Regions from separate parts of the Mus musculus genome. Here regions 1, 2, 3 and 5 are each linked to region 4. A link is a loop called in an ENCODE intact Hi-C map of the cell type or tissue named here. Cell type or tissue: gastrocnemius. All regions are shown on one strand. Region 1 holds the start of Slco5a1 (solute carrier organic anion transporter family, member 5A1). Region 2 has its middle 7.0 kb from the start of Prdm14. Region 3 has its middle 55 kb from the start of Gm39592. Region 4 overlaps Slco5a1 (solute carrier organic anion transporter family, member 5A1). Region 5 has its middle 58 kb from the start of Tram1.

What was found. Peaks named below come from ENCODE experiments on the same cell type or tissue, not always from the same donor. Only the 100,000 strongest peaks of a DNase experiment are listed, where the experiment ranks them.
Region 1: it touches region 4 in a loop (4-fold over the local background); 11 of 42 quality-filtered maps call a loop at or near these places.
Region 2: it touches region 4 in a loop (18-fold over the local background); 31 of 42 quality-filtered maps call a loop at or near these places.
Region 3: it touches region 4 in a loop (7-fold over the local background); 15 of 42 quality-filtered maps call a loop at or near these places.
Region 5: a loop joins it to region 4, with 2.9 times the contacts of the local background. A loop is called at or near these places in 15 of 42 quality-filtered maps.

What each region holds. Positions count from the first base shown.
Region 1 is chr1:12,988,237-12,993,236 of GRCm38, reverse strand. Slco5a1 (solute carrier organic anion transporter family, member 5A1) reads left to right here and starts at 2,102. Exons shown (of 9, transcript NM_172841.2): 1 at 2,102-3,657. The coding sequence starts at 2,742. In gastrocnemius, CTCF peaks have their summits at 487 (motif pointing left) and 2,876 (motif pointing left); DNase peaks (open chromatin) are centred at 2,103, 2,498, 2,873, 3,357 and 3 more places; H3K4me3 peaks cover 4,861 bases; H3K27ac peaks cover 2,784 bases.
Region 2 is chr1:13,131,695-13,136,694 of GRCm38, reverse strand. No RefSeq gene overlaps it. Among named protein-coding and RNA genes, the nearest start is that of Prdm14, 7.0 kb to the right of the region's middle. In gastrocnemius, a CTCF peak has its summit at 2,177 (motif pointing right); DNase peaks (open chromatin) are centred at 399, 2,196 and 2,963.
Region 3 is chr1:13,047,545-13,052,544 of GRCm38, reverse strand. No RefSeq gene overlaps it. Among named protein-coding and RNA genes, the nearest start is that of Gm39592, 55 kb to the left of the region's middle. In gastrocnemius, CTCF peaks have their summits at 387 and 2,232 (motif pointing left); DNase peaks (open chromatin) are centred at 304 and 2,198; H3K4me3 peaks cover 549 bases.
Region 4 is chr1:12,862,294-12,867,293 of GRCm38, reverse strand. Slco5a1 (solute carrier organic anion transporter family, member 5A1) reads left to right here. Exons shown (of 9, transcript NM_172841.2): 9 at 1-745. Among named protein-coding and RNA genes, the nearest start is that of Slco5a1, 130 kb to the left of the region's middle. In gastrocnemius, CTCF peaks have their summits at 1,737 and 3,068 (motif pointing left); DNase peaks (open chromatin) are centred at 1,914 and 3,061; H3K4me3 peaks cover 992 bases; H3K27ac peaks cover 1,989 bases.
Region 5 is chr1:13,529,528-13,534,527 of GRCm38, reverse strand. No RefSeq gene overlaps it. Among named protein-coding and RNA genes, the nearest start is that of Tram1, 58 kb to the left of the region's middle. In gastrocnemius, a CTCF peak has its summit at 2,830; a DNase peak (open chromatin) is centred at 2,834; H3K4me3 peaks cover 225 bases.

The sequences.
Region 1 (5,000 bases), 130 kb before region 4:
GAACCCCCTGTGTCCTGTTCCCTGCCGCTCTTGAGAAAACTGATTTACTTGTAGTGCCATGCCTCTGTGCCTTTGCAAGTGCCCTTCCTGATCCGGACAGGAAAGTGAATGGGTGTCTAGTTCTGCAGTCGCACACTGTATAGAATGAACTGTATAAAATCCTTTTACGTGGATATTTTGGCGGGGGATGGGAGAGGGCAAGACAAGTTTCCCTAACATTAGGGATCTTGTTCCACTTTGGTCCCCAGAATCTGCTATGGTAGAAAAGACATGGTGTGTGGTGAACATGGTAGAAGCCAATAGAAGTATTTCACATGAGATGGTCTTTCTGTCCACCTTGGTGACTTAAAGACACCCGCACCCTTGGGGCTTCAGTGCGGTTCGTCTTCCCACTGTACAGATGAAGGGCAGCGGGGTGGCTGGTTGCCTGAGGGCTGGGCTGGGTGGCTGCCCGCGCGCCTGCGCCCTCTGCTGCTCCGGTCCTGGCGCGTCTCTGTGCGTGTGTGTCTGCCTGGGGAGAAGAGGCTTGGGTGACAGGCCAGAGGTTGGGGGAAGAGTTAGCCAGCTCGACTCGCAGTCTCACTCCCTGATTTCTCGGCGGCGGGACCGAGACGGTCTCCGCAGGCGGCTGGCCCATCTTCCCCCACCGCTGCCGTCCTACAGCGGCTGATCCTCTCCCAGCCCGGCAGATTGGTCGTCACCCTCGCTAGTGAGTTGCGAAAGCTTGTGCGCCTAGCAGAGCGGCGAGCTGTGCCTGGCGGTTCTGTCCTCCCACCGGCTGTGTGTGTGTGTGTGTGTGTGTGTGTGTGTGTGTGTGTGTGCGTGCGCGCGCGCGGAGGGGATGTCCCTAGGATTCCGCGTTGGTTCCGAGAGCTCGGGGCGGGGATCCGCGTGTCCATCCCATGCGAGTCTGCGTCGCGATGCGGCTGCTCCCTCAGCCAGGGGCTCCGACGCCGGGATTCCCCAGCTCGGCGTGCAGCCACGGGTGGAGTTCCCCGGGAAGGCGCAGGGGTGAGCGGGCGGAGCCCAAGTGCCGGCTTGCAAGCCACTGGCAGTCCGGTCCTGAACAATACTGGGAGATGTTGTAGCCGCCTCTCTCATCTTTTTTCTTTTCGCAGCAGCATCACAAAAGCTCAGAACGAAACCCAACGCAGCAGAACCCCAATGCCTCCCATCTGGTGCACTTCGCCGCCGGGGCAGGAGGAGTATAGGGTTCCCCAAGATTAGGGATGGGGTTTACAGCGGAGGCGCACCTGTATTAGCGCTCGCTGAATTCAAACCAAGCGCTGGCTCGCACAAAGTGAACTCGTGTGTGTGTGTGTGTGTGTGTGTGTGTGTGTGTGTGTGTGTGTGTTATACTTCAGGCCTTCGCACACCTCACGCTCTCAGGGTGTGCTTGGCAAATAGCACACCTCCGGGCCGGCGTGCCTGTGTTGAGCCGTTTCGGTGGGCTCCCCGCGCACGCTGTGCCAGCTTGCCAGCGTCTCTTTGTTTGGTGTGGCTTCACTCAACCATTTGCAAAGCAAATTGATTTTCGGTTTCGCTCAACCTTGCGCTCTGGGACTTAACGTGGGCCACAGCCTCGAATGCCCTCGTTACTTGTAATTGAATATAGTTCTTTCCGGCAAGGGGCTATTTTTAGTGTAGAGAATAACCACGCAAGCATGTTGATCCCCTCCCCCCACGCGCTGTCTTTGACTTTAAGTAGGTGTTTGATGGAGCGGACGCATTCACATCTCGTCGCGCACACGTGCCAGTGTACAAGTGTGCACACATATTTCTACACGTAGTTTTCTTTCTACCGCTTAAAAATGTATTTTAAAATTTGAGACCAGGAATGTATTGTGTGCTTGTAAAAGGAAAAAAAAAACTTTCCTTTGTTCTTCTGGGAATCTTCTATTTTGAGTCATGGAGTAGGAGTACCAGAAGGTTGCTATTAGTTCACTCGAATAAAAGACACTGCCTTCTGAGTCAGAGCTGCCAGGCTGATAATTATTAACATATAAAAGCAAACGCACTGTTTAAGGCAAAAGGGGCGGGGCGGGGGCAGGCCCGCCGCAGACAATGAGCGAGAGTCTTGGCGGACCGCCTGCTGCTCATTGTTCCGGGACTTGAGGCTGCAGTCTCTGCAGGTCCCTCCTGCACGGTTCAGCTCCTGGCTAGCACCTCGGTCCCTCTGGGGTCCACGAGGTTACTTAGCACTAGTCACCGGACCCCGGGTTGCCAGCCCCAAGTGCATCCGTCCCTCTGACCATCAATTCTCTGCTTTACAGGTCGGCAGCTTCACGACCCTGTGTGTCACAAGCCTTGCGGTGGGCACCGAACACCCCTGGAGCCACAAAGTGGGATGTTGTTCGGACAGTTGCGCTAAGAGACCCCACACTGGGCCCAGGTCGCTCTAGCTTCTGGCCACCGTCTGAGAGGCGGCGGCGGAGGGGATGAGCACCGGACGCGCAAAGCGCCTACCGCGAGCTATCCCTGAGAGTGGACACCAAGCAGGACTCCTCGAAGGACCGCGTGGACCTTTACCTCCCCCGGTACAAGGTGGCTTCTTGTTGTGCCTCGGGTCAGGATGCTCTGGGCACCTCCCTGCTGCTGAGATGTTTTGCTTCCAGGCTCTGCCATCCCCAGCCCGGGTCTCAGGAGGAGACGACTGAGTGGGCCGGGCATCAGCCCCTCGTTCAGGTGGATGAAAAGTGCCGGAGGCCTTATATGGAATCAGCGATCACATTTTAAGAGCCATGGACGAAGGGGATGCGCAGTCTCGGGCCCAACAGCAGCTAGAGGCACCGTCTTCGGTTGGAGCTGTCCAAGAGAAGTGCGAGTCAGAGTCCTTCAGGTCTAAGAGTTTACCGGTCCTGCACAGCGCCTCCTGCCGGCAGAATTTCAGTGCTGGGAATGCAGATGGCAAACTGGCCTTGGGTTGCAATGAAGCTCCAGGTCGCCAGGAGACGCATCTAGGACGGAACTTGATAGTCCCCAGCCCTTCTGCTCCATCCACTTCGGCAGGCACTACAACGGAACTCATGGACTGTAACCACAGGATGGACCCCAGCAAAACTGTGTCAGTATCTTCCACTTTGGCCACACTCCAGGAGAGAAGGTGTCTCTACGTGGTCCTTACGGATTCTCGCTGCTTCTTAGTGTGCATGTGTTTTCTGACTTTCATCCAGGCGTTAATGGTCTCTGGGTACCTGAGCAGTGTCATCACCACCATCGAAAGGCGCTATAGCTTGAAGAGTTCTGAGTCAGGGCTGCTGGTCAGCTGCTTTGATATAGGAAACCTGGTGGTGGTGGTGTTCGTCAGCTACTTTGGTGGCCGTGGGCGAAGGCCCCTATGGCTGGCAGTGGGTGGACTTCTTATTGCCATCGGGGCTGCGCTCTTCGCTTTACCTCACTTTATCTCACCCCCCTATCAAATCCAAGAGTTGAACGCTTCGGCCTCCAACGATGGCCTTTGTCAGAATGGCAACTCCACAGCCATCTTGGAGCCTCCTCCCTGTCCCAAGGACTCGGGAGGAAATAGTCACTGGATCTACGTGGCTTTATTCGTTTGTGCACAGGTTCTCATTGGAATGGGCTCTACACCGATTTACACCCTGGGACCAACCTATTTAGATGACAACGTCAAGAAAGACAATGCATCCTTGTACCTAGGTAAGACTTGGAATTCTCAGGCATGTAGTTGGCTCACAGTGACATTCTTTTTCTTCCCCAGTCACAAAGGAACACAACCTTTTGTGTTTTCAAGTATATTAAGCATTATGGTTCATTCCTTTTGAGTCCTGCTTTTGGTGTAGTATGTTTTCAGTTTGGGATAAAGAGCTCTTTGAAATAATTTCACAGTTGTCTTTTCTCACCAATACAAAGGCTGAAAAATAGGACAGCACAGGGCCCGTTCCTCTTGTTGTTCACTTTTGGGGAACCTCTATTTGTCAAGTTTATCTTCTAAGCTTTCTTTCCAAGAAATGACCAGAAAGGAGGAGAGCTCACCAGCAGTTTTGAGTCATTGCTTTGCATTGTTACATCTGTTTCTCATCCCTAAAAGCAGATGATGGGGTAGCCAGACCACATATGCTATGTCACTTCACTTCCAAACTCTATTCTGAACATGTCTGATCACCCAGCACCAACAAAGCCTGAAAAACAGTAGATGAATAAGTTATGTCTGCCCACGAGGAAGCAACAGCATGGGCCATGGATTTATCCAAGGCTGTTTTCATTGGGCTTAGAAGACCTCAGTTACTGGAGTTTGTGAGAGTTCATTACTGTCTTCTGAAGAACACAGGCTCTTGGGTTTCATTCCTTGCCTTTCATTTAAGAGCACAGCAGACAGAGGTGTTTGGGATAAGTTCCGGGTATCCATGGGAGGTCAGCCAGGTATGCACAGGGCTAACCGAGTTTCTAGATGTAACTTTGGTGGTTGTCAGCATCTCTCTGTAGTTAGTAATTGCTCCTTCTAAAGTGCACTAAAAGATGGTTTTGAACCCCTGGAAAGGATCAGTGTTGTTAGACCAGTTAATTGCTCTCTGTTCTGTTTTGCTGGAGTCCACCTAACACTTAAAACACCTAAAGGCACTCTGTGTGTGTGTGTGTGTGTGTGTGTATACATCTGTGTGTACACCACAGGACAACCTTGGATGTTGTCTTCTCTCTCTCTCTCTCTCTCTCTCTCTCTCTCTCTCTCTCTCTCTCTGTCTCTCTCTTTCTCTCTCTTTCGTTCCTGGCTTAGAATTCACCAAGGAGCTCACCTATGTGGCTGTTTAGTAACTTCTTAGCTATGTGTTGGTAGATTCCTTGATGTCTGAATGAGATTTTCCAAGAGAGTGAAGAAGATGGTCAGCTTAGAAGGGCTGTACTTTGTCTTTAGTTTACCCACTGCCCTTGGAGTTACTAACTTAACTTTGTTAGTAAATATACGCACAAATGGTAAAATAAGTATCAATATACCCACTCACTAGACTTAATAATTCCTTATTTTATCAACTGTGTATGGTGGC
Region 2 (5,000 bases), 270 kb before region 4:
GGTGCTGGTGAATTATCAAACCAACTCCAGAATTTCATCCTTATACTTCTGCTCCTCTAGAACTCCTCCTGGTACCAGCTTCTGTAATAGTCAGGGCTCTCTAGAGTCTAGAACTTACGGGTAGTCTGTATATAGTAAGGGAATCTGTTGACGTAAGTCTGTAGTCCAACTCCCAGCCATGGTCAGCAGCAGCTGTGAATGGATGTCCAAGGATCTAGCAGTTTCTCAGCCCCACAGGCAAGCAGGGGAAGGAAAGAGGGGTAAACAGTGCAATTACGCTGCCTTCAACCCAGGTCCTAAATCGCATGCAGTGCTAGAGGCCCAGTTTGGGTTTTTCCCTTCTCTAGCATGAAGGGAAACATTGGCCATTGCAGGTGGTGGCCCAGAGAGGACTGTGTTAAGCTGCTGCTGCTGCTGCTGGCAAGGGTACCCCGTCCCAGGAAGGTACCAGAAGCGAGCAGTCAGTTTCATAGATCTCTGCAGAGCTGTTGGCCTATAGCACCGAGCCAGCTGTCCACTTTCCCTTTCCCTTTTTCTTTTTGGATACTGGCCAAGCCAAAGCAATATTATCTCTAATATTTTACAGAAGCTACCACACTCCGTTGTGTGGTTGCTTACAAGAGGTGTGGATTTTTATCTCTCCTGTCTTCCTCCTCCAGTGACATCTGAAACTCACTGTGCAGCAAAACCTGGCCTTGAACCCCTCCTGCATCTATCTCCTAGGTGCTGAAATTGCAGGTGTGCCCCATCATCCCAGGCATCAACCCTGGATTGCTCTCTAAGAAACGCTGCTAGCTCATTCCTGCAACCACAAATACCAGTCATGCACAAGTTGTACCCAGGGGCTGGTGACAGGAAGAAGAGAACTGGTGGCCAGTCAAAGCACTGCCTGCCTAGTTAGGGTGTCCAGCAGCATCACAAAATAGAAATGATACATCATGATTGGTCCTCATCCGGCAACACAGTTCAGCAAGTAAAGGCACTTGCCACCAAGCCTGAACGTCATGGTAGGGGATTAAGTGACTCCTGCAGGTTGTCGTCTGTCCTAGTTAGGGTTACTAGCACTGCTGTGATGAAACACCATGACCAAAGCAACCTGCAGAGGAAAGGATTCATTCAGCTTCTACATCACAGTTCATCATCAAAGGAAATTAGGACAACTTAAGCAGGGAGGAACCTGGAGGCAGGAGCTGATGCAGAGGCCATAGAGGGGTGCTGCTTACTGCTTCCCATGGCTTGTTCAAGCCTGCTTTCTTAGAGAGCCCAGGACCACCAGCCCAGAGTGAACCCCTCCTACAATAGGCTAGGCCTCCTCCATCAATCACAAAGAAAATGCCCTACAGACTCTCTCTGATAACTCCAGCTTGTGTCAAATCAACATAAAACAAACCAGTACCTCCTCTGACCTCCAAACGTGTGCAAGTGTGGCACTTTCATGCCACTAGCAAACATCTGACCCAAGATCAGCACCACATAGCCAGGGAGACTCGGAAACTGGCTAGCTGACACTGAAAGATCCTGAGAGAGAAGAGTGAAAAATTATGTAAGCCCCTAGACTTGTGTCCAAAATAGACCTGACTAATGGCAGGGAGTAAAAGTTTAACTCACCCCATTGTTTTAGGTTGTACTAACCACAAAGTAGAAGTTTAACTTCCATTGTTTTAGGAAATGTTCATACAGAATATTCCAACTATTTCTTGAACCCGTTGTGCTTGCCAAATGCTATAGCCCATGCCAGGTGTTTACGGTTTCTGCCTTTATAAGCCCCTTATCCTTTGAGCTGGGGGCGACTCCTCTACCCCTTCGTGGGATACGAGTCGTCCCCAGTGCACTGGTCTTTCCCTTTTAAACCTCTTGCTGTTTGAATCAAGACTGGTCTCTCGTGAGTTCTTGGGCATCGCGTCATACCAGGGCTCGAGTGAGGGTCCCTCGAATTTCAGGGGACTTTCAACACAAGCCAGACTTCCTCATCAGTTACTACAGATATGGCTGCCTCAGGAATCAAGTGGCCCTAGTGGCCAAGACAGAGCCTATGCATGTGCCCAATGGTGAGGCTGTTCACTAATGACAGATTAATCTAGAGCTGCTCTGATTGCTCCCCCTATTAAGCCTAGAATACACATTCTAATGGCAGCAAACCCAGAGAGACATCAGAACGTTTGCCCACTGGGGGGCCCCAAACACTAAGCTAAATAAACATCAGCTGGTGACCAGAAGAGGGAGCAGAGGCGAGCAGCAAGGCTGGCCAGGTCCCCAGAGGATACAGGTGACAGCTTAAGGCTTATGTGGCAGCTTCTGGTCCTTCGTCTTTCCTTCATACACTACTGTTTCCCCTAGCCTGGCCCAGGATGTCTGCTTGACTCTTCCTACAGAGAATTCTAACCACCCTGAGCAGGAGTAAAAAGATCTCCCTTCTTTTGTCTTCTTTTGTTCTTTCTCCCCCATTGCCTCTCCCAGGTTTGTGGACAGGATCTCTCTACATAGCCCTGGCTGTCCTGGAACTCACTATGTAGACCAGGCTGGCCTCACGATCAGATCTGCCTGCCTCTGCCTCCTACCTCTGGGATCAAAGTCATGTGCCACCATGCCCTGATGATCTTCTGTTTCTTTTTTTTTTCTTTTTTGGTTTTTCGAGACAGGGTTTCTCTGTATAGCCCTGGTTGTCCTGGAACTCACTCTGTAGACCAGGCTGGCCTCGAACTCAGAAATTCACCTGCCTCTGCCTCCCAAGTGCTGGGATTAAAGGCATGCGCCACCACGCCCAGCTGGATCTTCTGTTTCTGATCTCACCCAGGTATATGGGTACTCATGGCAGCAGACATGTGAAATCTTGGAAGGAGTTGATATTTCCTGAAGCCACTGAAGGAGCCTTAAAGGTTGGCTGAAGCAAACACCCTGCCTGGGGCAGAAGCCTCACACGTAGGAAGCCTCCAAGGCACGGGCAGGTCTTGGCAGCCATCTTTCCCCTCGGATGAGTGAGCTGGCTGAGAGCTGCTTTCTGAGGCCTTCAGGTTTTTCCTGAAGAGCAGGAATGCTTGCCCAGATGCAGTCTCTGAAGGCCTGCTTCTCAGCAAGGTCCTGCAGCAGTTCTAGCACCTTCTGTGGGCTGAAGACTGAATTGATCGGGTGTCAGCTGTGCTCAGTTGGGTCTGATTGACTGATGTGGGTATGCAGACAAGATTAAAAAGCAAGCAAACAAACAAAAGCAAGCCCAATGTGGTCTGCTGCTGGTTTGTCTGAGCTCGTCCGGCCACTCTGCTCATCCTTTGCCTGTCTGCCTTCAGCCAGAGGCCATCAGAAACTGTCATGTGGACAGTGGAGCTTGCAGGAGAATACAGTCCAGTGTCAGAGTTTCCATTGCTGTGAGAACACCATGAGAAAAGCAAAGGGGAGGACCGGCTTTCTTTCCCCTTATGATTCTTGGAGTGTACTCCATCACTGAGGGAAGTCAGAATAGGAGCTCAAACAGGACAGGATCCTGGAAGCAGAAACTGATGCAGAGGCCACAGAGAAATGCTGCTTGCTGGCTTGCCCGCTTGTCTTGCCCAGCAGACTTTCTTACAGTACCGAGACCACCAGCCCAGGAGAGACCCCAACCCACATTAGGCTGGATCTTCCAACATCAATCACTAATTAAGAAAATGCACTAGACTGTCGGAGGCATTTTCTCAGTTGAGATTTCCTCTTCCAAAACAGTCCCAGCCTTTGTCTAGGGGACAAACACTAGCCAACAAAGCACTATTTGTGTGCACAGGGCCCCTTGTTCAATTCCCAACACTATACACGAAATTAGAAATTCACTAAATGGTGGCGCATGCCTTTAATCCCAGCACTTGGGAGGCAGAGACAGGCGAATTTCTGAGTTCGAGTCCAGCCTGGTCTACAGAGTGAGTTCCAGGACAGCCAGGGCTACACAGAGAAACCCTAGCTCAAAAAAACCAAAAAAGGAAGGAAGGAAGGAAGGAAGGAAGGAAGGAAGGAAGGAAGGAAGGAAAAGGAAAGGAAGGAAAAAAAAAGGAAGGAAGAAAGAGAGAGAGAGAGAGAGAGAGAGAGAGAGAGAGAAAGAAATTCACTAAAAATAAATTCTATCTCTCCTGAATGTTTTCACTCAAAATGTGTCCAAGAAACCTTGAAATCCTTTCAAAGGCTCACTTTCTAGGCTAGTATTTGGCTTGACCAAGCCTCTCCTGCTCGGAGAGAAACAGGCCACAGACTGAAAAGCTGCTGAACCTCCCTGGGCTCTCCAGCAAGCCTTCCACCTTCCCTAAAGCCATTTCTTTGGAGACCAGACTCCTGTCCTCTGCAGCAGAGCTTTCTGGGAAGGCAAACTTAAGCAGACATCTGACAGATCTCAAACACTTCCCTGTCCTGGGGGTAACTCCTGTTAAAACTATTAACACTTGTTCACAAATTAGCTAACCAAGTCTTTGGTGTTAGCTGCTTGAAGCCCTCCCTCCCCCATAGCTTATTGTAATGACCCCGCCTACCCCTCTGCAGTAACAAAGGGTTTCTTTACCTTGCCTGAGGCTATGTCACTTACAACTGCAGCTTGAGAACCTTCTTTGGGCCCAATTGCAGTATGTTAATAAACCTTATCTTCTTTTTAGTTGAGCTAGGGTAGATCCTGTACCTCTGTCCACCCGTCCATCCATGTAGCTCTTTCACCAGTGCCATATTCCTTTTGTAAAACAGAAAAAAAAAATCTAAACTGGAATATATCTAATGCCATTCCTGCTATATGCATGCTTAATAAAAACAAAAAAACAAACAAACAAACCAAAAAAAAAAAAAAAACTTTTTTTTTCCAAGGAAAAAAGAAAAGTATTATACCCAGATTCTTGGGCCATCTAAACATTGAAATGCTTTGGAAAGAGGCTATCTTAGAGTGCATCCCAGTCAAGGTCAAAGACCTTGTATGTATCTAGTATGGTGTAGTAGTAGCAGACTATCCAGGACCAAAGGCTGAGGTGCCTACTTACCATACCAAAGAGAACCTGGCT
Region 3 (5,000 bases), 190 kb before region 4:
CAGGAGGGACTTCAGTGTTCCTCCAGACCCCCTTGATGTTTTGCAGAGAGAATATGAACCTTAAGGTTAGGAGGTGGGTCGAGGTCATGCTGCTATTTAACCTTAGAGAGGAGCTTTGAGGGAGCTTGCCCTTCAGTGACTCTTGGCTATGTCCTCCCAAGAGGAGCGCAGCCTTGTTAGAAGGGAGCTGCTAGGTGACACCTCAGGACTGCAGGTGCTGCTTGCTTTCTCACTTACACCGAACAACTCAGAGCCAAGAGCAGCCCTGTAATTCTGGCAGGGGGTAGAGGCAGAAGGAAGAAGAGTTCCCGACAAACCGGACTTGGGCAGAAAGGTCAAAGCTGGGACCCATCACTTGAAACCGGTGTCTGTGCGCCACCTATAGGATTTTTGGAGAAGAAACACAGCATTTTCCTTTTCCTGCAGGTTAATTCTCGAGGCCATTGAGAAATGTACTATTTCTTTCTTTTTAAAAAAAAAACATTTATTTATTACATATAATGTACACTGTAGCTGTCTTTAGACACTTCAGAAGAGGGAGTCAGATCTCATTACGGGTGATTGTGAGCCACCATGTGGTTGCTGGGATTTGAACTTTGAACCTTCGGAAGAGCAGTCGGGTGCTTTTACCCACTAAGCCATCTCACCAGCCCCGTACTATTTCTTTTTTTTTTTTTTTTTTTTTTTTTAAAGATTTATTTATTTATTATATGTAAGTACATTGTAGCTGTCTTCAGACACACCAGAAGAGGGAGTCAGATCTCGTTACGGATGGTTGTGAGCCACCATGTGGTTGCTGGGATTTGAACTCTGGACCTTCGGAAGAGCAGTCGGGTGCTCTAACCCACTGAGCCATCTCACCAGCCCCCCCGTACTATTTCTTAAAACACCAAAGTAGATGATATTTGCTTGCTTTGCAAAGGAAAGCACTAGGAAAGACAGAGAAGGCACCATGCCTCTGGGAGAGCATGGCAGGACCAACGTTTAAAAAGTTCCCCTTCCCATCTCTAAAGATCCCTTGACCAAGCTTTTGACTCCTTTCCATCATGTCCTAGTCTGCTTTCGACTGCTGTGATAAACAACGTGACGAAGTGGGCTAGAAAGATGGATCAGCAGTTAAGAGCACTGGCTGCTCTTCCAGAAGGCCAGAGTTTGATTCGCTGCACACACATGGCAGCTCCTAACTTTCTGTAACTCCAGTCCCAGGGAATCCTCGGCCCTTTTCTGGAATCATTGGGCATCACTGTGCATGAATATGGTGCCCAGACATACTTGTAAGCAAAACACCCATACACATAAAAACAACAACAACAACAACAACAACAAAACAACAATAATAAAAAGTCTACCATGACCAAAAGTAAATTAAGGACAAGTTATCTGGTTTTCAGGGTACAGCTCATCACCGAGGGAAGTCAAGACAGGAACTCAAGGCAGAAGGGAGGAAGGAGAGAGTGGAGCAGAGCCTGCAAAGGAGTGCTGCTTACTAGCCAGTAAACCTGCCTCCTTGTATCACCCAGGACTACCGGCCCAGCAGTGGCACCACCGGGGATGGTCTGGCTCTCCGATATTAATGATTAAGAACATTTCCTACAGACATACTCACAAACGATCTGATGGAGGTAAACCCCCAGCTCAGGTTCCCTCTTCCCAGATGACTCTGGCTGTGTTGACAAAAAACTAACGGTACCAATCCTAATTAGTCTTCCCCTTTGAAACGTTATCGTTCCGTGAGGCAAGAGAATTGTCACAAGTGTAATGTCAACCTGTTGATCAACCTAAAAACGGACTACAGGCAGAAAGGAAGAAAGGCAGGAATCCAGTATTGCCTTTCATAAAAATGAAATTACCAGGAAGTACAATGTACTTCATTAGAGGGTAGCATAACTGAATACTGAGAACAGCACAGGGTCTCCTCTGTAGGCTGGCCAAAGCTCCAGCTATTCTCTTGAGTGCTGGGAATACAGTCATTTACACCGCTCTGCTTCAGGTTTGTTCTAAATGACGGTTGCGATCTGCCCACACAGCCTCACTCACCTTCCACTTCAGTACGAAGCACCCTTGACCGTTTTGTTTTGTTTTTTTTGTTTTCGTGGGGATTGCCACTTCAGTCTCTTTTACCCACGTTCTGGAAACCCTGTTGGCAATCTAGTAATCTGAGTTTGCGGCCAGAAACTGGATGACTTCGGTGTTCTGGCTACCTGCACCGAAGCGCCCTCTGCTGGAAATGTCTAGAATAGTAACCACAATTTGATTTTCTGAGCTGGACGCGGTGGGCATCTGAAATCTCAGATAATTGAGAAGCTGGGGCAGAAGCATCGATTAAGCCTAGAATTTCGATGACATAATGAGATTCACGAGGAGAAAAAGAAGATTCCAGGAAACTTCACTTTCTTTCTCTTTAGCAGGAAAGACGGCCCCCTTTCCTCAGTGAGGGGGAAAGAATCTCACTTCTTCCTTGGGACCCATGTGTACAGAGCGAGCTCTTTTGTGAAGCTGTTATTTCTGGTCCTGGGTGGCTCTGTGCTAGGGAAACGGGTTTGATTCTGTCCTGATGCTGAGAGCATCCTAGAGACAGCATAGTGCTTCAGGGTGATGCAGCACCTGAAGACTTACACCCTCGTTCACAAAAAGATGGGTTCAGGAACTTAGAGTGTCCATCGCTTTAGAAGGGGAGCAATCAAGAGGAGCTATGAAATAGCCAGTGTGGGGAAGAAGAGCGAAGGTCACTCGGGTAACCAAACTGTAGAAACATGAGCTCGGGGCTTTATACTTCCTCGATAGTGAGAGCTTGACGTGACACCCTGCTTTGGCTGAGTAGTAAACAGAGGGTCAACTCACAGACTCCTCTGAACTGTTGGAAACACACAGATGAGATTTGCCAGGGACCACAGTGACTGTTCAGAACTGGCCTCAAGTCTAGACTGGTGGGGAGAGATGAGAGAAGGAGAAGACAGGCTTTGTGTGTGTGTTGTTTCGAGACCAGGTCTTATTAGCCCTGGAAGGCCTCAAACTTCTGAATTCTGGGATGACAGGTGTGTGTAATACCACCGGGGTTATGTAGTAGTGAACCCCAGAATCAAATGTGTACTATGCAAGGAGGCAAGTACCAGTGGGACCATGGCCCCAGCCCTCTCCTCCCTTCTTTGGAAACAAGAGTCTCATGAAGTCCAGGCAGGTCTTTAATTTCTGATCTTCTGCCTCCGCCTCAGTAGGCATTATAAACACGTGACAGCATGCCTGCCTTCTCCTGTCTTATATAGGGCATCCTATTATGACGTTGTCTTAGTCAGGGTTTCTAATCCTGCACAAACATCATGACCAAGAAGCAAGTTGGGGAGGAAAGGGTTTATTCAGCTTACTCTTCCACATTGCTGTTCATCACCAAAGGAAGTCAGGATTGGAACTCAAGTAGGTCAGAAAGCAGGAGCTGATGCAGAGGCCATGGAGGGATGTTCATTACTGGCTTGCTTCCCCTGGCTTGCTCAGCCTGCTCTCTTATAGAACCAAGATTACCAGCCCAGAGATGGTCCCACCCACAAGGGGCCTTTCCCCCTTGATCACTAATTGAGGAAATGCCTTACAGCTGGATCTCATGGAGGCATTTACTCAACTGAAGCTCCTTTCTCTGTGATAACTCCAGCTGTGTCAAGTTGACACAAAACTAGCCAGTACAGATGTCATTGCCATGATGAATGCTCTGAACACCTTTCTTGAAGGAAATAAAAACTCCCTAGTGTTCTTTTAACTTTGCCTCGTTTTGGAATGAAGTCAAGTGACTAAAACATACATAGTTCACTAGATACTTTGAGGGTAAGCTGTGTTTGGTAGGTAAGAACGTGGGCCCACAACACACTAGGGGAAGAATATTGTGTCCAGTTGGGAAGTCCTCCGAGCTGCCTGAGGATACTATTTCTAGCAATGGATTACCTCTGTCTAGGTTGACAAGTGGTCCTTTAAAAAGTTCTTATTGCTCAACTGTGACACAGACACTCCAAAACATGTGGAGCCTCTCTGACCTTGAGCAGAAAATTAAATTATCTGAACAAAAATGTAGAAGCTTGCAAAACAAAATCTGATCTTCCAGTGTAATATGGAAACTGTGAGCCAATGATGTAACGACACTTATGTGTGCAGGCCGCCTCCTTAGAGCAGGTCCCTCGATCATTTCAAGCAGTGGCTGTCAACCTCCCCAACGCTGTGACCCTCTATACAGTTCCTCACACTGTGGTGACCCCCAACCAGAAAAGGATTTTCATTGCTACTTTACAACTGTAATTTTGCCACTGGTATGAATCCCAACGTAAATTCTTTCTGCAGATAGAAGTTTGTTAAGGGGGTCACCACCCACAGGTGGAGAACCAGACGACTCATCCTGAGTTTTTGCAGACCACTTGACCAGGGCATGTTTCCAGAAACAATCAGTGGCAATTCACTGTTCTTTAGAAGCAGAGGAGGGACCACACGCCTGTAACCCCAGCCCACTTGGGAGCGGAGAAAGGAGCATAACATGTTTGAGATAAACCCAGCTACTTAGTGAGATGCCGCTAGAAAATCAAAAGCCAAACAAAACTGATGAGAACAATACGATCAGCATCTTGCCTCAGGTTGTGTGTGTGTTCACGCCTGATGCCTATGTAGCTTGCAGGTTCCTCTCACGCCTTCCCTCTCTTCTTTTTCTTCCTTCGGAGGTAGGTCTTACTCTAGCCCAGGATCTTCATCTGAAGCTCACTGCGCACCTCAGGCTCACCTCAAACTCATGGGTCTCCAGTCTCAGCTTCACCAGTGCTGGTATTGCAGGTACGCATGGGCCACTGCATCAGGAAAACCACTTGCTGCTCCTCCAGAGGATCAGAGCTCAATTCCTGGCACTCAGGTCACAACCACTTGCAATTCCAGCTCCAGGGGATCCAAGACCTCTGCTTCCACAGTAGCATGCTCGTACACACGCATGGGTGCACACACACACACACACACCCCACCCCTCCACACCACATTCT
Region 4 (5,000 bases):
AATCTGAGAAGTATACAGGAGAATCCTTTTCTATGCAAGAGTCAGTGCTTTTGATATTTAGTTTATCAAGAATAAGGAGATGCTAAAAATAATTTCAGAGATAAAAACATATTTAGATAATCTTATATCTTCTGCAGAAAGTTTCACGCCCTGCGAGCTGCCCTTTAGCATTGGATTCGACACTGTTGTCCTTGACTGGCAGTCTACTCTATATGTAGAAAGTGAAGAAGTTAATGTTATTGAAAATGAAAATAATGGTAAGGATATATTAAACTAAACTGAGGAGTAAGACTCGACGGTGGGCAGTTGTCTTCAGCTATATACCTCTACCCCAAACCCAAATGTTAATCTAGGAGCATGAAGCCCAAGGCCAGCCTTTAACTTTGTAGTGTAAGGAAATGTGAAACTGTGTCAAACTGGTATTAGGATATCTGTGAAGTGTGTGTGTGTGTGTGTGTGTGTCTTTCTGCCTGTCCTGTGTGTCTATGTACTTCTCTGTAGAGGCATGTTTGTGATGAAAGGCTGCTTTGAGTTATAATGTAGAGTTTGATTTTTGTGGTTTTTAGAACAAACATTTATTTGGAGACCTGGTATGGTATGGAGGGCCGTATGACTTATTTCTTTATGTTTAATGAAACTGATTGTCAAAGGACTAATAAACCTGGGTTTACAACATCATGAATACTTGATCATTGAAAATTAAGAAAAATAAGTTGAAAAAAAAATAAAGTGTGTTGGATTGAAATTTGGTTGTCTCTAGATTGTTTTTGTTGTTGTTGTTTGACATGAAGCAATGGCACCAGAGTGACCCATACATCAGCCTGATGCTGAGTGTATCTACAAACAGAATGTCCTGTGTAGAAATTATTATGACTACAGTTTAAAGAGCCCATTGTCAGCACATTTTTTCATGAACTTCCTAAGAGATTTCTTTTAGGTAGTTTATCATTTATTCAAATTCAACAGACTTTTAGACTGCAGAACTCTGTCCTCAGTGTGGCTTGATAGAGGATGCTCACCCACTCCCTCAGTGGCTTCACAGCACGCAGATAGAATTCTTATCCGCACTGCATGTCCAATATGGCCGGGCTGCACACGCCCCTCAGGGATGGAAGGCCAGAGGCCCCTCCTCTGCACTACGAGTCCAAAACAAGGTTTACCTGGAAGTAATATTCACTGGCCTTCCAGGTTTGCTGCACTTCCTGGGCTCCAAGAAAGAAGGTGGGAGCGAAGGGCGGCATTTTCTGCCTGTTTTTACCACAGAGTGATCTGCAAAGCTGCCAGGGTCCCCTACAGAGTTGCAAATACTGAGAAAGCTTCAGGCAAATGAGTTCCCAAGGGGAGGTTATCAAATGTCTGCCAACAAATTCGTCAAAAGTCCCACCCCAACCCTGCTTCCAAATGACAAACCCACCCTGTGTTCCAAACATAGCCTGGAGCCAGTCTCTGAAACAGAATCTGTGCTCAGACCTCACCTGGGTAGGAAAAAGCACTGGAACTTTTCTACATTTCTTAAAAATTAGTTATGGGGCCCCGTATGACATTTCAATGCATATACATGCCATTGGTTTTCCCTTCAGCTCAAGGATATCCAAACTCTTTTCTACCAGGTATCTGAGATATACAGCAAGTGTCAAATAGTTGCCCTACCTTACTACAGAATGTTAGAGGTTGTTCCTCTTAAGCATCGCCTCTTCGCCCTCCCTGCCCTGCACCCCTCCCAACCTCTGCTCATGCCCAGAGGGCGCTCTGCTGGTATCACACTAAAGCTCTGGGCTCCCACGTGAGCGAGAACATGTGCTAGTCCTCTCTGTGTCAGATTACACGTAACACGCTGTCCTGCAGGCCCACCAACTACTGCATTTGGATGCTTCTCCTGTCTCACAGGAGTTCTCCTGAATGCGCTGGCATCTGAAACTTCTGGGTGAGAGGCAGGAGGTGAAAGACTGAAACAGCAGCATGAGTCACAGCTGAAGCCCTGAGCCAAGGCGAAAGCCCTGAGCCACGGCGGAAGCCCTGAGCCACGGCGGAAGTTCTGAGCCACGGCGGAAGCCCTGAGCCACGGCGGAAGCCCTGAGCAGATATATTTAGTCGGCTGTGAGCACTCTTGATGGAAAGATGATTGCTCCATTTTGCGCTCCCGACACACCTCATGGTGTGCTGAGAGAGTCGCAATGGTCCACATACCTGGGCTGGTACATGAGTTATATGAGTGAGTGGTTGTGCAGCTGGGAGAGCCTCGATTTCCTCCTGCATTGCAGTCACCGGGAAAGCCATTCACACAGATGGGAAGGATGCTGCCACACACTCTAGCTAGTCTAGCTAGTGAGTTAGGACCAAAAATGCTACCTTCTGCTGGGCTTCTTAGCCCTTCTACAGGGGAACTTCCCAAACTCACAGGTTCAGAATACCCTCCCTCCCCTCTCTCAACCCGAAAGCCCAAAAAAGCTGGTTCAAGGAACCAGTTTGACTCTAGAAGATTTTAGCAGCTGTTTAAAATGGCTATGCTGTGGGCAGAGTAAGGCAATATGATTTCTCCCCAATTACTTACAGTTTCTGTAACCTGAACGCCCCCCGCCCCCAAGCGTATGCACACTTTCATGACATTAAGAAATGAACAGTACGGAGGGTTATAGACTCTGGTCATTTCATTTCCTTGCTTTAACCCAGCCTTGGAGTTTTATTATTGAAAAAGCATCTAGTTTCTTTTGCTCTTTGTAAAATGGCCAACGAAGTAGAGATGGTCTCCATGGCTTCAGCACGTGTGAATCAAAGACATGCTTTTAATTGCGCAAAGTCAGAGCTGTCCTGGGAGCTGGAGATTTCCTGTACAGCTTTGAGGGTAAGAGCCAACATTTGACACAGTTCCAATTTATGATAGGAACACAAAACAGCAGAGAGATGAAACTGCACTTGGGTCTACTGTGATGGCTCAGGCTCTGAAGAAAGGTCACACTTGCCACGGATCAAGATATTTTCTTGTCAAATGCAGTACATGAGAGCAAGCATGAACAAACTGCAGTGTATGGAAATGAAAATGTCTTTAGCTGTACTGAAGTGCCACCTAGTGTTCATTATGAAAAGCACACTGGGATCCATCCCATAATCAGCCTCCAAATGCTGACACCATTGCATACGCCAGCAAGATTTTGCTGAAAGGACCCTGATATAGCTGTCTCTTGTGAGGCTATGCCAGTGCCTGGCAAACACAGAAGTGGATGCTCACAGTCAGCTATTGGATGGATCACAGGGCCCCAATGGAGGAGCTAGAGAAAGTACCCAAGGAGCTAAAGGGATCTGCAACCCTATAGGTGGAACAACAATATGATCTAACCAGTACCCCTGGAGTTCGTGTCTCTAGCTGCATATGTAGCAGAAGATGGCCTAGTCGGCAATCATTGGGAAGAGAGACCCCTTGGTCTTGCAAACTTTATATGCCTCAGTACAGGAGAATGCTAGGGCCAAGAAGTGGTAGTGGGTGTGTAGGGGAGTGGGGGGGGGGAAGGGTATGGGGGACTTTTGGGATAGCATTTGAAATGTAAATGAAGAAAATATCGAATTAAAAAAATTAAACTCTCTCACACACACACACAAAAGAAAAAAAAGAAAAGAAAAGAAAGAAAAGCACACACTCTACTTCTATGCTCCTGACTTTAGAGGATGCAAAGTCTAGGACCTTTTTTCTTCTGCAGAAAGCTACTAGAATTAACTAGTTCTTCTCAATCCTTGAATTGGGTTTGTTGGGCTTATGGGGGTGGGAGAGGGTAGGGAGGGTACAGGTTCCAAACCTGAGGATTCGGGAAGTTTTCTGGTACAAGGACTAGGAGACCCAGTAGGAAGCGATATTTTTGGTCATAGTTCACATATCAGGTTGAAATCTCTCACCTTGCTGTCTCTGTGTGATGTCTCTACTCCCTAAATGTCAGAGTCTAATTCTAAAAGGCCGTTCTCTCTCCTTGCATGTACAGCGTCATGTGTCTTGACAGCCCAAGATACTGTGCTGGCAAAGTCTTCGGCAACAGTGTAGGGGAAAGCTAGCTCACTAGTCCAATGAGCGTGGTCACAATAGGCTATTTCTTGAGTGTGGGAAGGGCTGGGAACTCGGAGAAGCCACAGGTTGGCCTTAGAGGACTACTGTAGTTCCTAACAGCAGCTTTGAGGGTCACATGTCCCTCAGAGATGCAGCGTGGAACACGTTTTGTTTGGGGGGGGGGGTCTTACTTGATATCCAAGAATGCATTGTCTACTAACATAAACTTTGTAAACACCCAACAAAATTTGACTCTATTGGGAAATTGAACAGGGGCGTACTTCCAGCTCTGCCCATACCCTGTTTTTGACAAAACCAAGATGCCCTCAGGTATAGTTGGAGAGTGGTGGTGAATTTTTTATGCAGATGCCAAAATCTGCTCAATTGTTTTGACAGCTGGCAGGAGAATCTAGCAGGGAGGGGTCTTCGAAGGCCACAGATGCTCAGTGGAGAGTCCTGATACCTCCACTGGACAATCTGGGACAAGAAAGCACTTCCACTGAGTACTTGCCCTTGTTAATCCAAAGCCTTTGTTTGTTTCTGTAAATAATTGTCTTAGAGAGGTTTATGGTCTTAGAGAGCTTTCCTAAGCTCACAGTAATGATAAACATTAGAGTTCAAAATGAATTTAGGGTGGCTTTCTTGCTTATTTCCTAAGCAGGATCCTTCAGTCTCACTATGAAGTTGAGGAAGACCTTGAATGTCTGCTCTTTCTGCCTCCACCTCTGAGTGCTTGGATTGTGGGTTCTTGCTGTCACATCACTTGGGCAGCCCATCCTAAAGTCTGTGTATGTGAGTCACGCACAGTGACACCTGAGCGACACCCAATGTCTTCCTTAATTATACTGAAATTACACTGAAGCAGTATAACTACTCTTTTTCCTCCCAAAAAGTGCTTTATCTAATGGGACCCTACTACTCTTCCTGTCTTCCCTGTGTGTCCCGGGATGCTTGTATGATGCATACGTGT
Region 5 (5,000 bases), 670 kb before region 4:
CAAACAAACAAGAAAGTAAATGGAAATTAAGTATTCTAAGGTCTCAGGATTGCCTGAAAAGAGATTCAAGTACCAATTTATACTTACATTAGACTTTAAAAAGTTAAATTAAAAAAAAAAAAAGCTCTTCTCATTGGAGCAGTTATCTAGGTACCTACGCCACCCCACACAAGCACTCACATAAAGAGTAATTAGAAGGTGGGCAGTTTCTAATCAAGGGAATTGAATAATAAAAGGACAGGCAAGAACTACAAGGGAGAACAGGCCGGGAAAGACAATTGGCTTTATGCAATGTGGAGGTGTGTTTAGCCTTCTAGTAATAGTAATTAATTAAGTGTAACTGGGTAAGAAACTATAATTAAAGACAAAGATTTTCAAATAAATACACAGAAACATAAAGTTAAAAAATAGTGTTTAAAACCCCAAATTGGTTCTTTGAAAATATGTATAAAATTAGTAAAAAGTGTCCCAAATGGACAGCATAAGTGGATGTGTGTCTGAAGCCCAGAGGTGTAGCTCAAAGAGTCGGTACCTAGCCCTGAGCCTGGGAAGTCTGGAGAACGACCACTGGGGCGCATGGCTGAGGAAACGGAGAAGTGCTTTCTGGCAGTCAAGGGGCATTCAAGGCTCTTTTAAGGGCCTTGAAAATGGAAAAGACCATCACTGTGCATCTAAGGCAGCAGGGATAGCCAGACATGATAGCAGCACCTTTAATCTAGGCATTTGGAAGATAGAGGTTCCATGAGCCTGGTCGACAGAGCTAGTTCTAGGCCAGCCAGAGGTAAAACAGAAAGATCCAGTCTCAAACAAACAAACAACCCACCCACCCACGAGGGCTAAAGGTAGTGGTATCAGAGAGATGGGCAGTGAGCTAGATGCTAATATGTTGGAGATATCAGGGGTCAGCCTTCAGACCTCCGTAAGCATCACTTCAAGGTGCAACCCACAGTGGTGCAGGAGAAAGGTCTGCCTTGGGATGAATGCTGGATTGTTTGGGAATGACAACGGGGCTGGGTCAATTACCAACGTGGAGGAAGGGGGCTGGGCAGGTTCTAGGGCACCGCACTGAGGAGTGGGGAGGGAAGGGGCAGCTGGGGGCAGCATACTTCAGAGCAAGAATCTGAGGAGAACATTAAGGGGTTAGGGGATGGGGCTTCTGGCACCAATGGGTTGGATAAAAGGAGTCAGGGCTAGCTTAGGGTGGAAAAGTGTAGACAGAATAAAGGAAGTCTGCGGGTGTTTGGCACCGGGAGGACAGGAGAGAAGGAGTGACACCATCTATCAGTGAACTCCAGGGAATTAGGAGGCAGAGCCTGACACAGAAGCAGGGCCTGACCAGGAGGCGCGGAGGCCGCTAGTGGATAGTTTGGGCTGGTTGGGTTTCTCCCCCGATAAACTTGTTTGTTTCCATGTGTGCTTTTGCTCCCTTTCGGTTTGTGGCGCCCCCCGCTTGCCCTCCTCTCCACCCTGTGGTGGCTTTATTGTGATTACAGTGGGGCCACAGGACCCTCTAGCTCAGTGTGGTGTTTGGCCTCCTCTAGAACCTCATTCAGAGAGATAAGGGCACCCTTTGCTGCACGGATCTCATTTCTGTGGGTTGGAGAAGCATGCAGCAGCCTCTTTCAGCTGGAAGAGCCAGGTTCTGTGAGCTTCATCCAGAGGGCCTTCAATAGACCTCCTAGCAAGCTGAGGTGCAGTCATAGCATGCTGCCAGGTGCCTGACACGCCAAAGATTTAAACTAAATGAGGGTCTAACTTTTCATTAGTAATCATAATAGTTTGGGGAAAGAGTCTAGATGCTGCTTTCAAAAACAAAACACCTGAGGCCTAGTTCAGTCAATAGTGTTTGCTACGTCACAAGCAAAAGGGCCTCAGCTCCGGTCCAGACAGAAAAAAAAAAGCTGGTGAGATGGTTCCATTAATCCCAGAGCCTGAGAAGCAGAGCAGAGAGCCTCACAGCAAGCTCCAGTGCTAGATCCTGGGAGACACACACACACACACACACACATACACACACCACATACACATAACACACACACACAGAGCTATGGCTGTAAGGCAGGTTGTGTAAATTGCAGTGTTTAGCAGCTGTGAGACTCTTCTGGCTTCCCCAGCAGAGCAAGCGAAAGAGAAAGAGGAGAAACTTAGCAATCTTCAAAGGACCCACACCCAATAGTGAATCAACGATAAATTTGAGCAGCCCAAGGGGGAAAAACACAAATGCATATTCCAAAACTGCATTATCTAAAAATGTCCCTGTAGAGAAAAGCAAATTAAAGCTATACTGAAATAACATTTTAATTTGTCAGCGTCTGGCTGGCAGTGGTGCTGACCTACCAAAAAAGCAGATGACTCGAAGAAACATTCCACATATTTTTGGCATTTCACGTTCCTGCATCTCTGTTCCCTCTACATAGAATGCCCTTTGGCCCTTTGCTGTTGGCAGTTCTACCCCAGACTCCAACTCATGTTTCAGAACGCATCTCACCTCCTTCAGGAACCTCAGCCCTCTGGGCTGGGCTGACTAATCCATCTCTGTTCTTTGTTTGCATGTAATCTTTTTCTTTTCTTTCTTTCTTTTTTTTTTTTTTTTTAAATCATCTGATCATATTCATGTCTTGCTGGTTTCAGTGTCGATTTGCTTTTCGCCTTTCCCAGCCACTCTGCAAGAACACCGAGTCTAATTTGATTCCTCATTCCCAAGGTCCAAGTCGTTGGAAGTACTCAAAGATTCTTTGTTGGGCCCGTGAATGCAGAACTTGTTTCTAGCCCCAGAGAATGCGCTCGGTGGGCTGGGCGACGCTGGGGCTGTGTGCACGCTAGCGTGTTCCGCTGGGGGGCAGTGTTGTTCAGTGAAAGGAGATCGGCCTTGAGGGGCCCTAAGGCCCCAAGGGTTTCCTCCTGCCAGATAGGGGCACACAGTCACGGGAAAACAGTTGCAAACCAAGATAAAACAAAACAAACAAAAACAAAACATCTACAAGAAGAGCGTGAAGATTAAGAATAATGAATCAGCATAATTGGTTGTTTTATCATAAGGAAGGCCTTGATTGCTTGGTTAAATAATACCAAAAACAATGGCAGAAAAAGGTCCATTTCAAAGAAATATTTGTTAGTAATTTAGGACAGAATCCCATTTTGTAACCCAACCGAGGCTGGAACTCACTCTGGCCTACATGTAGCCTAGGGAGGCTTTGAACTTGTGGTAATCCTCTAGTCCCAGACTCCTAAAATCGAGGGATTACAGGAGTGAACCACTCAACCCAGCTTCAAGAAGTGTTCTTCAAATCACGCAGCAAATGATTGGCAGTCTGAAGCTGTTGACAGGGTTCCTCTGCCTCCCTTAGAGGGCTCACATTTGGGTGCCAGAGCTTGGCGCTCCTTTTGAATTGGGTGTCCCATGGGGTTTAAGCGGGTCAAAGATTTGAGGAACACTCTTTGCCAGGCCCTGATTCAGCTCCATGTGTATTAAATAGATTTTGTGCGCAGGCCTGGGAAACAAGCCACCACCTATAACTCTGTTTCTATGGGGAAAGATTTTCTGTGTTCCAAACAACCAATGTACTAATGAACTCCTGGAACACAACCTATTTGTCGATGGGACTGGCTGCCCGGTGTACACGCCTGAGCCAGCCGCCCAAGTGGCTACGCAGTGTTGATTTAATTATAATGGGTTCTCTACGGTGACTAATCTAGCTGTGGTCTCCACAATTGACAGGGAATTCTGAGAAACTGGAGAAGAGTTCTGCAAAGAACCACAAAGATGATTAAAGGACTACAGGAAAACCCAATTTGGTCTCTACAGCTTGTAGAAACTCATTTAATGATATCTCTCAAACAAACAAAAAGAACATTTGATTCTGCACCGCGTCAAGGGCGTTTGTCCTTTGCTAACTATGATAGATTTGTGCAAAAGGGGTTCAGTGTTTGCTGGGACCCCGACTCTCTACAGGGTTCTCTATGGGCCATAACGAACTTTATCTGCATTGCTACTTTGCCCGATGGATACAGTTACCTCTGCTTAACTGATAAGGACTTCGACTGAACTGACTCCTTGAAAGAAAACTTTCTTCATGTGTGTATATGTGGGGTGTGTGTGTGAGTGTGAGTGAGTGTGTATATGTGTGAGAGTGTGAGTGTATGTGTGAGTGTGTGTGTGAGTATGTGTGTGAGTGTGCGTGTGCCTGTTTGCATGGCTGCATATGCTGTGAGTGTGAATACACATGTTTGCGTTGTGTGTTTATGGTGTGATGTAGGTGTTATGTGGGTGTAAGTTTGCTTGTTTACATGTGTAGGTACACAGACGCCTGGCTGTGCATGCAGACAGAGGCCAGAAGTTGACCTTTGGTGTCTTCTTCAACCATTGTCCCGATTACTGAGGCGGAGTCTTTTATCGATCCTGGAGATCCTGAGTGGATCCTGGATCCACTTTGGTCCGTCTGGTTAGCAGGCTTGCCCCAGGGATCCCTGATTTCTGTCTCCCAGGATTATAGTGGAACTCCACACTCAGGGACCTCCGTGTGGAGATCCCGGCTCTGGTCCTCCTGGTCTCACATAGTCCCTCCCCTGCCCTGATGAAATATCTTCAGACTAGCACTATAGACTGTAGGTTTACGTTCAAGTTAGATTTCTCTCTAAGGCCCAGGTTTCCCGGCATACACCTAGGGCCTGTAATCCAGCACTGGGAGGTGGGAACAGGACGTCAAGGCCAGTGTGGTCTAGGTGAGAGTTTTCCCTAAAATAAAACAACCCTACAAATAAATCAAAATAGATAAATAAATTAAAGTTCCACACTGCAACCAGAGTGATATTTTTCCTGAAATATAGAGCATCCTTCCCCTGCATAAAATAGTTCCACACATTCTCTGCTCCTGAGATGAAATTTGAGTTTATTAGCATGGGGCGGGGCTAGAGTTCTGGCCTCCTACCGTTACCCTCTCCCACTCTGCCTAGTGCCCTCTCCACAGGCTGCCAGCTGTCCCCCGGACAGCTTCCTGTCC